2 separate regions of the Homo sapiens genome follow, and region 2 is linked to region 1. Evidence: chromatin loops called from intact Hi-C (ENCODE). Cell type or tissue: sigmoid colon. All regions are shown on one strand.

Region 1 (8,000 bases):
AGCTTCCCTCATTCCCTCCCTGCTTCCCTTACTCCCTTCCCTTAGCTAAGTTGGAAGAATCATATTGTTTGGATATGGTGGGTGACCACCACTGATCTTAAATAGAGCCTGTTTCGACCCAGCCTTTCCACTGGGCCTGATCCCGGCCTCTTCTTGCTCACTGCTGGGGTTGCTGCAAAGCATTTTAGAGCCTAGACTTGCTTGCTGCCACTTTCCTGACCTTAAGTGCTTAAATTATGTCTTCTGTCTCAGTACCACTTTCTTTTCAAATCCTCACATGCCATCTCTACCTGACCAGTGGCCGCCCCCCGGCAAAGCCTCCCTAATCCTCTGTCTGCATGGTTCGTGTGATGGTGATTCAGTTCATGGGTCTATATCCTGTTCCCCATGTAGATAAAAAGATCTGTGAAAAGAAAGATGATATCATATCATTTTTGGGCCCCACCCAGCTAGCCTAGTTTCTTGCATATGGTATTTATTAGTGATACCGGAGAGTTTTTAAGAATTTAAATAAAACATTGTCATAAAATTGAAAAACAAACAAACATGCCTTTTACTTCAGGGAATTTATTAGTAAGATAATTAAAACATCAAGATACCGTGTGTGTGTGCAGATTGACTGTTGTACTTACCAAGGATAATGAAAACCAGGGATAATGAAGTACATTCCAGTAAAGTTTGTTGGGGAAGGGGCTCAAGGGCTTGCTTCTGATCCACTATGGAAGAGTTTGAGAATGGGTACTATCCAGGGTCATGATAATGAGAATCTAGATCAACAAGCTATGCAGTAATGAGGAAGTGCTGTTACATTTCTAAACTAGAGTGCACTTATTTATTCACTTATTTGATGAACATTTTTAAAAGCATTTACTATGAGCTAAGCACTTTGCTAGGTTCTGGGAACACTAAGATGAATGGGGCCCAGGCTCATTTAGGAAATGTATAGCCCAGTGAGGAGTCAGTTACGTTAGTAAATACTTAAAAAGCAAGGTAAAGCATTCAAGGAGGGAGATGTAATACATGTCACTGGGGACCTGGGAGGGACACTAAACCCACTGCAAGTCCAGACCAATTCTGCAGTCTAAATCAAGGGCATAGAGAGCAGAGGAAACTTGACGAGGGCTTTGAATATGAGTCTGGGACTGCCAAGAAGGTTGCTTATGGCACAAGACATTTCAGGCTTCACGGGGTAAGTCAGAGAGGATCGCAGGGGATTCAGAGTTCCTTGGACTTTCTTTGCTTGGTGCTGCCTTCTCTTGCTGACTAGCTACTTTGTCTACCTCAGGCCTACTCCTGGGGTCTGGGGTCTCCTGGTCTTTGGGTGGCCCAGTTTGTCTGGCTGCCAGACCAACATCCAGTATAAGCTTTCTGCCACGTGCTGTGGTGAGACAGATTAATTTACCACATCCTCAGAGCTAGCTAAGGGTGGATCCTTGGAGAGGTGTGAAAAGTCATTTTGGTTATTGAGACTAGCTCACACTGACATTCTCAATGGAATGGGAAGAAATGGTCAAAGCAGTCGCCAACCAGGCTATAGAGGTAGGTTGAAGTTTTGTTTTTAGGCTAAAGAATTTGTTTCTTATTAGTAGGCAAATACTTTTTTTAAGCAGGCATGTGATTAATGCAGTCCTGTAAGCCAATAGTTCAAAGCTGGCATATAAGGTTGATGGTGAGATTGGGAGAAACACAAGCATGTATTCCATAATGTTATTTAACTCAACCGAATTGAACCTGTTGCACTTGTCTGAGGAAGAACTAATATGTATCTCAGTTGGTCTGACAATACCTCTTAGGGAAACTTTAGCACAAAAATTCCAAACTAAATGGACTTGTATGGTTATTTGCCTACCTGGAACTAATGCTCAGGGTTGTTGTTGTTGTTCTCTATCCATGCTCTCTGGATCCCCAGGCTTTCACATACTGTAGAAAGGAAACAAGATTTGCTAAGGACTCTTGACATGGGTGGGGAGAGTTTTGTCATGTACTTCCTGGAATCACTCATTTTGATGCTGAATTTAATGAAAGAATGTTAAAAATAGAGGTTCCACTTGTTTTTACTTTCTGTAATTTACTTTTAAATTCTTCCATGTGGACACTGTGGAGTGTGTGTATTACACATGAATTATTCTATCTCTCAGAGATGGTAAACCAATATCTGAAGCACCTAATTGAGGATATTCAATTCAGAGTGTTTAGTATTTCAAAGATGCATGAGGTAGTTACCATAAACATTTCAATTATCAACATATCTGATCAACAAAGAAGACTTAGAAATGTATTTTTTTTTACAATGGTTAAATGGAGTTTAAGATTTGTGGATTCTGTACTATTGCATGAACAAAATTTGGGAATCTAGTGATACAAGTCTGGAAATCTGGTCACCTTTCTAATATCACTGTAGGTTTATAGCCTAGACCATTCTGCTTGCAGGATTGTTCTATAGTAACTAAAATAATGCTGAGTATTGCACTAGAACATCAACGCATCTGCCTCCCCTGAGCTCTTGATGCAAACTGCTGGGGGGCACTGAAAAGAACAGAGACAGTGAATTATCATGGAACTGATTACCTGTGCTGTGTCTGCTTGCTAATAGACATTTGAACGTATGACAAATTTGGTAGTAAGGTATGGGAGAGGAGACCCACGTATCTCACCTACCAGAAGGAACCTAATATTGATAATATTGATGATTACATTGGCTTAGATCTGTTCTCACAACACACTTCCTGAGAATGAACTGAATAAAAAGAAGCAAAAAATAGGAGTTTAAAAGAGAGAACAACATGTTAATATGGTTGATAAATTCTTCTTCATGAGGAATGCACTTCTTAGATTGGTTTTGTTTTGGGGATGCTGTTTCTTTGAACAAGCATCTATGTTTCCTGCCTAATTGTCCCATAGGATCCATGTTAAAAGGAAATAATAGTACATTCTTTGACTGTTGGGCAGAGCAGACATCTTAGTCTGTTCAGGCTGCTATAACAAAATACCATAAACCATGTGGCTTATGAACAACTGAATTTTCCACAGTTCAAGATCAAGGTGCCAGCAGATTTAATGTCTAGATAAGGCCAACTTTGTTGTTCATAGATGGCAGCTTCTAGTTGTGTCCTTGCATGGTGGAAGGAATGAGGGTTCTCTTTTGGGCTTCTTTCATAAGAGCACTAATCCCATTCTAGTGATGTAGTCACCTCCCAAAGGCCCGCACCACTGAATAACATCACCTTGGAGGTTAGGATTTCAACATATGAATTTTGGGGAGACACACACATTCAGACCATAGTAGCAGAGATAACTGGCCCATACTGGAGTTGATTAAACCTGTGACCATAGGCAGAGGGCACTCACTCCTGAACTTCTGGTCAAAGACATTGATTGGGATTTATTCCATGAGATATGGCTTTCACAGAACTCCATATTTCACATGAAACTTGTAGAGACCTACAAACTTAAGGGCATTTTTTATGAGACAGGGTTTCACTCTTGTTGCCCAGGCTGGAGTGCAATGGCGCGATCTGGGCTCATTGCAACCTCCAACTGCTAGGTTCAAGTGATTCTTCTGCCTCAGCTTCCCAAATAGCTGGGGTTACAGGCACCTACCACCACGCCCAGCTAATTTTTGTATTTTTAGTAGAGACCGGGTTTCACCATGTTGGCCAGGCTGGTCTTGAACTCCTGACCTCAAGGTGATCCACCCGCCTCGGCCTCCCAAAGTGCTGGGATTACAGGCTTCAGCCACCACACCCAGCCTAAGGACATTTTTCTTAAATGACCAGGCCAAAAGCTCCGTAAACATATATTCCACCATAAAATATAATTGTGAGGCACACTCTAGTCTGTATTCTGTAACACACATTGTTTATTTGTGTGGTAATCTGTGCCTTCCATCACTGGATTAGCATAATGGCTTTAGCCTGTTTTCATCTTAGGGTATTGTTTAGAAGGAAAAATTAATATGCTCTGTTTCTACTAATCACAAATTCCATTTTGTATTTCTTTGATATACATTCTTTGATGTGACAGAAAACTCAAAATCTTTTTCAAGGAAGAAAATGGCAGTGAATGTGTTTAACATGTACACAATCTCAAGAGCTTAGAAAACTACACAAAATGGGGAAGCTAATATTCTGTGTGTTTGGGGCTGCTTTGTTTGAGGAATTTAATTTACAACCCTGGTGGCTTTCTAGGCATGTAAGAAATTCTTCTTCCCCAACACTGTAGAACATTTTGCAACTATCCTGTTTGATTTACTACACCACTGAGAGAACAAGCTAGATAAAATACCAACTAGAGTTTTCCAGAAGCGGGAGCCAAAGAACCAAAGTACTGCAGCTTTGTTCTTCCCTGTTGCTCCCTATGTTCTTGTGCAAAAGAATTTTGTTTTTCCCAGATGGCTTTGATGGTCATTGCAGAGCAGGGAAACATGATCCTTCAGTAGACAGGAGAGCAGAGTTCTCAAAATCCTTGCTTCTGCCAGCTGGAGAGAAAAGGACTGAATTCACAAGCTGTTTCATGTCCCCATCTGCTTACATGTTGATAGCACTGAGGCAAACCTTCTCTAACGTGTACACTCCCTTTTGTGCAACAGGAGTGTCCTTGAAAAGCTGTGTCTAATTCACATTTTTAGATCCCGTAGAAGCTTTCCCACTGACTTACATCATGACTTCAAAGATGTTTTATCTGATACTGGATTGATCTCCAGTTGGCAGTGGCTTTACCTTTCAGTCCTTTAGGCTTTCTGTCAAGACATTAATGATATGTCAATGAACACAGGGATTCAGAAACTTTTGGTAAATTCTGTTATAAAGGGAATAACCATTCTTTACTGTATATTCCACCATTCACTTATTCCACAAGCATCTATGGAGTTCCCGCTGACTGCTAGATACTTAGGGCAGAAAATAAATAAGGCTCAATATCTACCCTTAGGAAGTTCTAGTTTCCTGTGGAAAATAGGCTTAGATTTGCAGGTATAGGTTAGTATAATTAGTGCCAGGAGGCTTGTGTGCACTAGGCCCTGGGAACAAAAATGAGGGACATCAGGCTCACTCTGGACATCCAGGAAGTGTCCAGGTTTTGTCAGATTAGGAGGGCATACATGGCATGTTAGCAGGGAGAACAGCTGTGAAGGCATTGGAGTATGGAGCAGGACATCCTGGAGGAACTCTGATCTGTTCCATGAAGCTCAGAGCAAAGATTTCCACGAGCAGTTGCTCTCCAGCACTTTTCAGTGACTGTGATTCTTTGTTTGAAGCTGTAGCACTAGCATAGTGTAGTGGTTGACAAATGGACTCTGGAGCCAGATGGCCCAGGATCACATCTTGTGTGTAATTTGAGGGAAGTCCCTTTAGCTTTTCTGTGCCTAAGTCTCCTTATCTATAACATGAGTATTGTAATACTATTATCTACCTTGTAAGGTTGTTGTGAGAATTTAATCAATTAACAAGACCTAGGATGTAGAAAATATTATATAAGTATTTGACTTGTTCCTAAGACAACCCAGGCAATTAATTTAAAGATCCCAGAAGCATTTCTGATGAAAAACGGATACTCCAAAGTTTAGGAATAGAAGAAAAGACTTAGCCTTTCTGTAACTCTACTATGAATGAAAATTACCTAGGGACCTCATTAAAATGCAGATTCTTGGCCCCACTCTCAGAGAATGTAATTCTTAGGTCTTGACTGCATCCAGGAACGTGCATTTTAAAAATCACCCACAGCGATTTTATGCAGATACAGTCTGAGAATTTTTGAGAGACATTGCCAAAGACTTTGCTGTTTTGGAGTACATGACACACAGGCACTCAGAAGTCCTGTGTTTTGGTCCCACCTCTGCCGTGTACTGGTTGCGTGACTTGAACAAATCAGTTAATGCTCTGAGCATCCATTTCTTTCTGTGGGGTTAATATTGTTGCATTCCCATGAAAATGAAACAAAATGTGTATCTGAAAGTTACTGATGAAGCTACCATAGCTAAGTAGTCTTGTTGAAACTGTGGGTGCCTCAACCTACAATCTGGCATATAGAAAGCCTCAATCCTGGTGACAAGGTTATTTTAGGAAGGGGGGGCTACAGTTGGAGCTGGACCTCTGGCAGCTAGCTGCTTTTCTCCATAGAAACCACCTGTCTCCTCTATGGCATCTTGACAGTCCAACTAATATTCCAATGCTCAGCAGACATAGGTGATGGGAGTTAATTTGTAGAATATTCATATAACAAGAGCTGTTGTAAAGGTATGACTTGTAAAGACACAAATATTCTACAAACTAATCCAAAATAGGACTGGCAGTAAGTTTTGCCATATCGCTTTAGACAACTGAGTATGGAAGAGTTAATTAGAAGAGGCTGGTTGGATTGGGTGAAGCCAAAATCTAGAACTTGGGTGGGGAGGAAACAGAGGAAGGCTGGCTGGGTGATGGGCTGGCCAAGCATCTTCATCATTCCCTTCCAGCTGTTTAAGATAATACTCCCAGCTCAACTGATGTGTTTGGCTACAAGTACAAGTTCATATGCCAAAGTCAAGAGAGAAGAAAGGGTGGACTTAGAAAAAATAAGGGAGAGGAAAGACATTTTATAATTTATTAAGACAAAAATACATTTGGTGCTAGATACAAACATTTAAATGACTCTTTCCTGAAATATAATTGCTTCTGGTTTAAGAATTTAGCAGCTACCCATAGGGACTTACTGTGATGGAGCCAAAGTATTTAGGACTAAAAACAAAAAACTCTCAATTACACATTAAAGATATGTAAAACTGGTTTGAATTGTATTTTATTCTACCTCAACTTTAATAGAATCCAACAAAAAGAAAAGAGCTGAAATAAAAAATTGCCTCTTTGTCTCAAGAAGTGAACATGAAGTAGATAGATATTATTGTTCTACTTAACCCACAAGAATAAAAGCTAATTATTACTGCTCCTGTAACTGCCTATTGACAGAAATAAATGCACATGCAAATATGTATATAAATGTACCTGAACATAAACAAACATTGCATTAATATATACATTTCACTGTTAAATATTGATGTTTTCTATGAAAACATTTATACAATAAATTAATGCAGAATCATAGTTTTGAGATCCTTATATTTCTTTGAAACCTATATTGTTTTTTAAACTATGTGATTAATAGCTAAGGGTTAACTTTTCCTGAAAGGTAAAGGAGTACTTATGATTTTTCTCCTTTTTTATTGATTTTAAATGTATTGCTTTTGTATTATTTGTCCTCATTATAATAAATCTCATAAAGGAAATGTCAGTCACAAATGCAGATATGGTCATAAAGCCTGACCTATCATCTATTAATAAAAAAACTAAAAATTTCCTTGTGGAATAGATATATAGTTGCTTTGGGTTTTGTTACAGATGATTCACTGGGTTACAAGGAGAAGTCTGTGTTAAGAATAATGGAATAATAGTTTTATTGTGTATTATTACTTCAGGATGTGTTGTTAGTTACCCAGTCCAGTATTTATTAAAACTATAAATGATCATAGAAGAGTGACCAAGGGCAAAGAATGGATCTTAGAAAAACAGTAATAGTCCCAGCCTGTGCTCACCTCTCCGGTCTTTTTTCTTACCGCTTTGCCCCTTGTTTTCTCTACATACCAGCCATTGTTTTTCTGAAAACAATTTTTTTAATGTTTTACACCCTTTCTTCCCCTGCTCTATCACCCAGGCTGGAGTGCAGTGGCGTGATCTCAGCTCACTACAACCTCTGCCCCATGGGTTCGAGCCATTCTACTTCCTCAGCCTCCCTAGTAGCTGGGATTAGAAACTTGCACCAGCACACCCAGCTAATTTTTGTATTTTTAATAGAGACAGGGTTTCGCCATGTTGACCATGCTGCTCTTGAACTCCTGGCCTTATGTGATCTGCTTGCCTTGGCCTCCCAAAGTGCTGAGATTGCAGGCGTGAGCCACTGCGCCCAGCCACAAATTATGATTATTATTCCTTTAACTGTGACCCTTCCCAGATAGGCTATAAACTCCATGG
Region 2 (8,000 bases), 260 kb before region 1:
TGTTTGGACTAGTCCTGACTTAATTGTAACTGAAGAAAGCGTAACAGAGAATAAATTCCCCAACCCCTTCCAATGTGGATTCTGCATAGCAGCATCAGGGGCCGCTTGAATGTGGCAGGAAGGTCAGTCAGCTATTCCAGAAGGTAGAACTTCTAGTTTATTTATCCCCTGGTGACCATTGTATGGCAACAAGCGAACCTTTTTAAAGTATGCCTATTGTAAAAGGAGCTTCTTATTCAAGCTCACTGGAACTCCTCTTCCTTTCACCAGCATTTCTATCCTCCTCTCTGGTGTTGGGTACAGCATTCCTTGCTCTTCCTTCCTCCTCTCTGTATATGAAGGGCTCACCCCTGCAGGCTGCTTTCTCAGATTTCTGAGTCAGCTGGCTTGCTGTGTTTTACCCTTGGGAGGCACTGGTGGGAGACCGCAGGGAAAAGGGTGATGCAGGATTTTTTTTTTTTTTCCCTAGCTGTGGGTAGCATCCCTGGCAATGGGAATTCACGTCTGTAGCACAGCTTGTGCTCAACAGACCTTCTCTGGTTCTAGCTGCTTACTAGTGACTTTGTCCCACAGATTCCAGCAATACTACTTCCTGCTATAGTCCAGGGGAGGTAGTGCTTCCTGTTCATGCTAATCTCTAGATTACCTCACTATCTGGTGGTAGGCTGTCTGCACCTCCATCACCTGAGTAGTCAATTCTCTGCATTTAATTTCCTCAGTGGAAAATCTTGAAGGTATTTCTGTTTTCCTAATTAGACATTCCCCAGTTCCTCAAAGCATGGGAATGTTATAAATCTGGTGAGATTTTTTGTCTTCTGACATTGTAGCTTCTTCCACTCCAAAAAAATCTTACTAGTTCCAGGTGGGGTAGACGTTACCTGCATTTATAACTTCACCCCTGCCACTAGGAATCTCTGTCCCTTTGCTGATTCTTCATTCCCTCCTCGACTGTGGTTTCCAAGCACCTCTTTTTCATACATGTTTGTCAACTTGGCAATCTCCCTCCAATGTCTTTGTTATTCTGTCCTTCAAACCCTCATTTGCTAACACTCCCTATCTTATTTTCTACCAGCAGTTCTTACTCATCTCTTATGTATTATACCATTAACATACTAACATATTGGTCTTATGATTCACTCCTAAATGTATGTTGGCTTTCAGTTCATACCTCTGCTCCATAGGGTTTGGTTTGGCTGGCACTTTACTGCATGAAAATACTTTTTATAGTATTATCAGCCTCCTCCACCTTATTGCCTCCGGAAGTATATGTGGTTATATCATAAAAACAATGTCAAGAACATTAATAAGAATGCTTGGTTAAGAAAAAACAGGCCTCAAGTAGCATCTTCAAACAAGGCAAATTAAGAAGGTCTGTCAATGGAGCAAAGCTGGGGGCCACCATAGTGGTCACACACACTGCCTTAAGGAAGGAGGCACAAAAGAGCAACTTGAATTCCTTAGGGGTGGCAGTGGGGCATTGTGGTGACTCTTCAGGCTCCCTGTCTCTGTTGGAAAGAGGTTTTATTGGTTGCAACCGTGTAGGCCCCCCTAGCAGCTTCATTCTTTCTCCGGGGGCCCCAAGTCAAGCAGAGAGAGCAGGAAGCTGGAGCCTCAATTAAGAACAAGCTTTAGCGCTATCTCTAAGATGTTCAAAAGGGCACATCAACCACCCAATCGTGGGCACTCCATCCTCAGATGCCAGGAGCAGTTTAGGCATTGTAGCACACATGGGAATAATCTTAAAATTAGTAGCCATGCAGATCACCACCAGGTCTACTGACCTGAGGCCTGGGAAAACTCAAAGCTTTAGCAGAAGAAAACTCAAGTACTGAAAAATCACCTTTGGGCTAGGTGAGGTGACTCACACCTGTAATTCCAGCACTTGGTGAGACCAAGGTGGGAGGGTCACTTGAGACTAAGAGTTCGAGAGCAGCCTGGGCAACAAAGTGAGACCCTGTCTCTACAAAAAATAAAAATATTAGGGATGCACACCTGTAGTCATAAGCTACTCAGGAGGCTGAGGTGGGAGGATTGCTTGAACACAGAGGAGTTTGAGATTATAGTGTGCTATGATCATGCCATTATACTCCAGCCTGGGTGAAAGATCATGGGAGGCTTTGTCTCTAAAAAAAGAAAAAAGGTTGGGCACGGTGGCTCAGGCCTGTAATCCTAGCACTTTGGGAGGCCGAGGTTGGCGGATCACTTGAGGTCAGGAGTTTAAGACAAGCCTGGCCAACATAGTGAAACCCCGTCTCTACTAAAAATACAAAAATTAGCTGGGCATGATGGCAGGCACCTGTAGTCCCAGGTACTTTGGAGGCTGAACAGGAGATTGCTTGAACCTGTGGAGCAGAGGTTGCAGGGAGCCGAGATCACGCCATTGCACTCCAGTCTGGGTGCCAAGAGCGAAACTCCATCTCAAAAAAAAAGAAAAAAGAAAAGAAAGATTGCTTGTGGCTTGTGGCATGGATGGTAAATGTGTTCAGGTTTTGATGTTTTGTTGCCCTTGCAGTGAGAGCAGGGCTGGGGGATGTGTTGTGGGCTGGTGCACACAGTTATGAATAGGTGGATCTTTTTGGAACCTGTCTGTAAGGCCATCCCTTGCCTCTGCTCTCCATAATGATCAGAAGTGGTGAGTGCTGGGCGGGAGGATTGTGGATTAGGTGGCTCTGAGTGAACTGACAATGGAAAAGAAATCAGCTTATTTTAAATGGGCATAAGCTTTGAAGGCAAGTAATTAAGACACACTTCAGCCTCATGGACAAATTAGGGTTCTAGTTAATACAAGTGCAAGATTGGAAAAAATCAATCACGTGCACACCTATAATCACTGAAGAGCAGTTTGTTTAGTAACAAAACACCAATTATGCCTGCCTTTATGTGAGTTTCTTCTCCATTTTCCGTTTTCTTTATCTCTCAGAACCGACTAAGTCCAGAGCCCTTATTTTCTGGTAGTACTCTATACACCCTTTTTCAAGAAAGTCATGCCTATGTGAAAGTAGCTAACAGTTTCTCCTGACATCCTTCTGAATTCTAGTCTTTGATCCATTTCAGTTGTATCTTTCTGCAGAGATGTACACAATGTTTCTTTCCTTATTACTTAGTAATGTGCTGTGGCATGAAGAGAGAGTTTTTAAGTGGAATTTTCTTGGGCATTAGAGACTTGATTCTATCAAGCATCACAAAGTAGGTGCTGTAGAAGTTAGAGAAGCTGTTTTCTGTGCTTGGTGGATGTACTCTATATTGAGCTGATTCTAAGAAGTTTCTGAGTTTCCTCATCTAGTTATTATGAATTTTAGAATAACTAACATTTTATTTTTCATATCATATTGCGATTATAGGCCTTTAATCATTTTGTAGAGATTTAATGTTTTTGGAGAAAAGCATGCTAGATATTCATTGTGCGTGCCTAATGAATAGGTATTTGTTGTGCCAAGTTCACATGAGATGCTGGGAACATAGTGGTGAACAAAATAAGCAGCATTCCTGTCTTGGGAGTCTACAGTTTACTGGAAAATACATCAAACAGATAAACAGAACAGTAATTATGTAATTGGATCTTATGATAAGTACTTTGAAAAAACTGGGTTTCTCTGAAAGGGCATAATGAGGGTGAAGTGACAGAGGAGGCTTATATGGAAGAGTAATTTATAAATTCATACCTGAAGGGTGGTTGGGGTTATCCAGGTGAGAGTCCCAAGTATGAAGTCCAGATGTGTGAAAGCTTGGCTTTTAGAAACCAGAAGGAGGCCAGTGTGGCTGGAGAGTATAGAGAGAAAGGGTGAACAGTGGCAGGAACAAGGCTGCTGAGGTGGAGGTTAGGACCCAATTATGCTGGACCTAGTAAACCATGCTGGGGACTTTGGATTTTCTCCTATGTGCAGTGGAGAGCCACTGAAGTGTTTTTGCTTTTGCTTTTGTCTGCCATGTAAAAAAAATGAGGTGAAATTCACATGACACAAAATGAACCATTTTAAAGTGAACAATTCAGTGGCATTTAGTATATTCACAATATTGTGCAGCCACCAAAAGGAAATCCTATACTCCTTAAGCAGTCATTGAAGGGTTTTAAGGGAAGTGATGTGGTCTGATTTGTAATACATAAAACCCTTCTGGCAGGTTTCTGGAGGAGAGATTGGAGAGGGCAAGACTAGAAACAAGAGAACTAATTTGGAAATTATTTTCAAGTGCAGGAATAGATGGTGGTGGGTTCCTGGACAAGGGACAAGAATAGTGACCATAAATGTAGAGAAGAGTAGAATCATCCAGGATAGAGTCATAGGATCAGGTTTGATTATCTGTAAGGGGGACAAAATCCTCTTGTAATGATCTACATCATTGTTTCACAAAGGGTGATCCATACACTATTCAGATCTATCTAGGTTGTTTTTAAAATTATAGCTAGCAGCCCATCTCAAGCTACTGATGCAGAACGCTGAAGATAGTCCATAAAGGATTCTTGTTGGAACTGAAGTTTGAGAACCACTCAGTATTGTCTTCTCTTCTCTTTCCTTCTTTTTTTTTTTTTTTTTTTTTTAAAGACAGAGTCTTGCTCTGTCGCCCAGGCTGGGGTGCGGTAGCACAGTCTCAGCTCACTGCAACCTCTGCCTTCTGGGTTCATGTGATTCTCTTGCCTCAGCCTCCCGAGTAGCTGGGATTACAGGTGTGTACCACCACGCCAAGCTAATTCTTTGTATTTTAGTAGAGACAGGGTTTCACCATGTTGGCCAGGCTGGTCTCAAACTCCTGACCTCAGGTGATCCACCTGCCTTGGCCTCCCAAAGTGCTGGGATCTTCTTTCCCATTTTTATGCTCTGTAGGATTGAAGGCTGCCAACAGTCCATCTAGGTGGGAGGGAATTACAATCAGACACAGAATAGACAAATGGATAACCTAGTGCATGCTTGTAATTTTGAGTGGGAGGAATGCTTTTTGGGGAAGCATCTTTAACTTGATCCCAAAGCCAACATGTAGTATAGACAATTTGATACTTGGTGTTTATTTTAGATTATCTTCTTTGAGTACCGTGACTTTCTCAGAACAAAATAGTGTCTGACTGTGAATAATGCCAGTATCATGAAATACCATGTAAGTAGTGTAGTAATTTATTGTAAAAGCAACAAATAACTGCTAGAAATTAACTTTGGAACTGATGGAAATTATCCTACTATCTTTGCAGTTACTTTATAAGATTCCTTTTACTTTAAAGAGATATCACACCAATGCTGTAATCCCAGCACTTTGGGAGGCCCAGGCGGGCGGATCATGAGGTCAGGAGATTGAGACCATCCTGGCTAACACGGTGAAACCCCATCTCTACTAAAAATACAAAAAAAAAAAAAAAAAAAAAAAATTAGCCGGGCGTGGTGGCAGACGCGCCTGTATTCCCAGCTACTCGGGAGGCTGAGGTAGGAGAATGGCGTGAACCCGGAAGGTGGAGCTTGCAGTGAGCCAAGATGGCGCCACTGCACTCCAACCTGGGCGACAGAGCGAGACTCCATCTCAAAGAAAAAAAAAAGAGATATCACACCAATGAACTGATTTTAGAAGCCAGAGTTTTTGAGAACTTTTTGGGAAGATTCTACAAACTCTGGTAAAAAATCACCAGTAAACAAATAGAGATTTTTATCTTTGACTTCTGTTTGCCTTTGGTAGATATTTCTAAACCCACTGTTACCTCTTAGACCTGTCACTTCCAGCCTGAATCTACAGCACTCAGATGTCTCTAACCCATGTTTTTCAAAAGTCTTTCAAAGAATCTCTCTTCACAAAATGTATATAATGTACTTAATTAATTAAGTTATAATTGTAGAACTGAAAGAGGTCACAGAGAACATCTAGTCTTCTAATTTCCTTGAAATTATTACCTTTGGAGAGCCTGGAGTGACTAGAATAAGGCTCCTTTACTGATGGGTGGGTTAGGTCCTCGGGGGTTTATCCCACACAAAAAAAGATGTGGATACCTAGCGACAGTCAGGGAGGTACCATCTGTCTAATATGATAGTGCTGAGAACCCCTTTGCAGCTTTTACGTGGCCTCAAAGGTTCCTGCTCTTTCTGGAGGCAGCTGTGTCATTGCTCTGTCTATGCCTCTGCCCTCCCGCCTTGGATTCTCTCTTTTTGGGATAAGAAGTGTTCAGCTTCTGTAGGATGTTTCATTTTGATTAATGTTATTTCCACTCTTCTGGAAAGACACTTAGGTACCGCTGGCTGTGTTTCTTTTTCAGCATGTATAAATTCAGATCTGAAAGGGGTTTCATTGCTTCATCATGGAATTTTATAATGAAATAATAATTTGAGTGCCTGGCTAGTTTTCTTGATTTTTTTTTTCTCCTGGAACACAAGTTTGGAGAGGGATATGAAGCAAAGCCATCCATTTATTTCACACTAGAGACAGACAGAATCAGTAAATAGCTAGTTTTTAGAAGCTTATTTTTCTCCCACAAAAATGCTGTTGTTGCACCCGGGTAAACACTGTAGAAGAATACAAAAAGAAAGTAAAATTACTCAGAATTCCTACTAGAGATAACCATTGTTGATATATCCAGGCATATCTCTTGAGTCTGTGTGTGTGTGTGTGTGTGTGTGTGTGTGTGTGTGTACACATACGTATACTATATGCAGATAAAGTAAATAAATGAGATTTTTGTTGTATGTACTATTATATAATCCATTTTTTCATAATAACTCATAATAACATGTAATGGGCCTCTCTCCATGTCAATAAATAAAATTTTTAATGACTTGAATACTTTTATTGGATGCCTTTCATTGTAATACATTTCCCAGGGCAAACTAGCATAAATAGAACATACTGAAAAATCCAGTGGGTAGGGGATTCAGGCATGATTTAATCAGGATATAGGATTTCTTTCTTTATAATTGTCTATTTCTTACTCTTTTTCATGCTCCTAATGGTAGCAAAATTTCTGCATCTCTAGGAGCACATTAACTTTCCAGAGAAAAAGAGCTTCTCTTCTTTTACTCCTTCTACTTACACCATTGTAGGTCATGTGACCAGGGGGAATGCCATTTTCTCATTGTCTCAGATCTGGGTAGAAGCATATGCTAACTTCGTCCAAACTTCATGAATTGGAAACTAAGAGTTTTGTTAAAGAAGAAGCGGAAATGCCTCACTGACTAGGCAGCTAATGGTGTTTGTTAGAGTTTACTCTAGATTTACTGATAGACATTTGTTTCCAATTTTTCATTCTAAAATTCATTGCTGCTCTAAGCATACTTGCATGTATACCATTCTACACTTGGGCAATTATCTCATTTGGGTAAATTCTTATTAGAGAAATTGCTGGATCAAAAGATACGCTCCTTTTGCATTTTACATAAGCCATCTAAGCCATGAAACTACACTATTGCCAGTTAGGCGTTGATATCCCTCAACTGCCTGTTGTGAGCTTTTGTTTTTAAGTCTCTGAACCTTTAAGTGGAGGCTTCAGAATTAAAGCAGAATTTCAGGTGTCACAATTTCTCTGAGCATGACAAATTGGAACTGACATCATTTGAGGTTAATCAAAGCTCCTGTGGTTTTTAAGTGTTTCACGAGGAAGGCAAAGAGAAAGGGATGGAGAGGAATGTATTCTACCAGCCATAAGCCTAGTGCTTGGTGGGTGATGGCCTAGAGATAGACTATTTGGGAGCCCCTGAGTGGCCACCTGTATCTTGCTGTCAATACATGCTTGCTCTGCAGTCAGTCTGTTACTATCTCCTTCTCCATTCCAGTATAGGATGTAAAGACCAGTGAAGCATAATTGAAAGTGCTTGGAGCTAATGGCCATCTATGCACTTACTCTCTGCTCTCAACTGTAGTTTTTCTGAAATTCTTGCAGTTGAATTTAGTAAAAAAAAAAATTAACTTAGAAATCAGTGATTTCTGGGTGGCAACACTTAGTGTGCCTTGGTCATCCTTTTGAGGAAGTGAATGGGGAAGCTCATTAGGGTGGCACACTTGTGGGGACCCAGTGGCAGAGGGGTGCTATTCGCTAT

The links. A loop is a pair of places that touch in the nucleus more often than their neighbours do. Peaks named below come from ENCODE experiments on the same cell type or tissue, not always from the same donor. Only the 100,000 strongest peaks of a DNase experiment are listed, where the experiment ranks them.
Region 2: a loop joins it to region 1, with 2.9 times the contacts of the local background. A loop is called at or near these places in 4 of 110 quality-filtered maps.

The regions. Positions count from the first base shown.
Region 1 is chr13:43,512,965-43,520,964 of GRCh38, reverse strand. All of the region lies in intron 2 of ENOX1 (ecto-NOX disulfide-thiol exchanger 1), which reads left to right. Among named protein-coding and RNA genes, the nearest start is that of ENOX1-AS2, 68 kb to the right of the region's middle. In sigmoid colon, no CTCF peak of the experiment used is centred here; a DNase peak (open chromatin) is centred at 4,404.
Region 2 is chr13:43,769,287-43,777,286 of GRCh38, reverse strand. The region is part of intron 1 of ENOX1 (ecto-NOX disulfide-thiol exchanger 1); the gene reads left to right. Among named protein-coding and RNA genes, the nearest start is that of ENOX1, 14 kb to the left of the region's middle. In sigmoid colon, no CTCF peak of the experiment used is centred here; no DNase peak of the experiment used is centred here.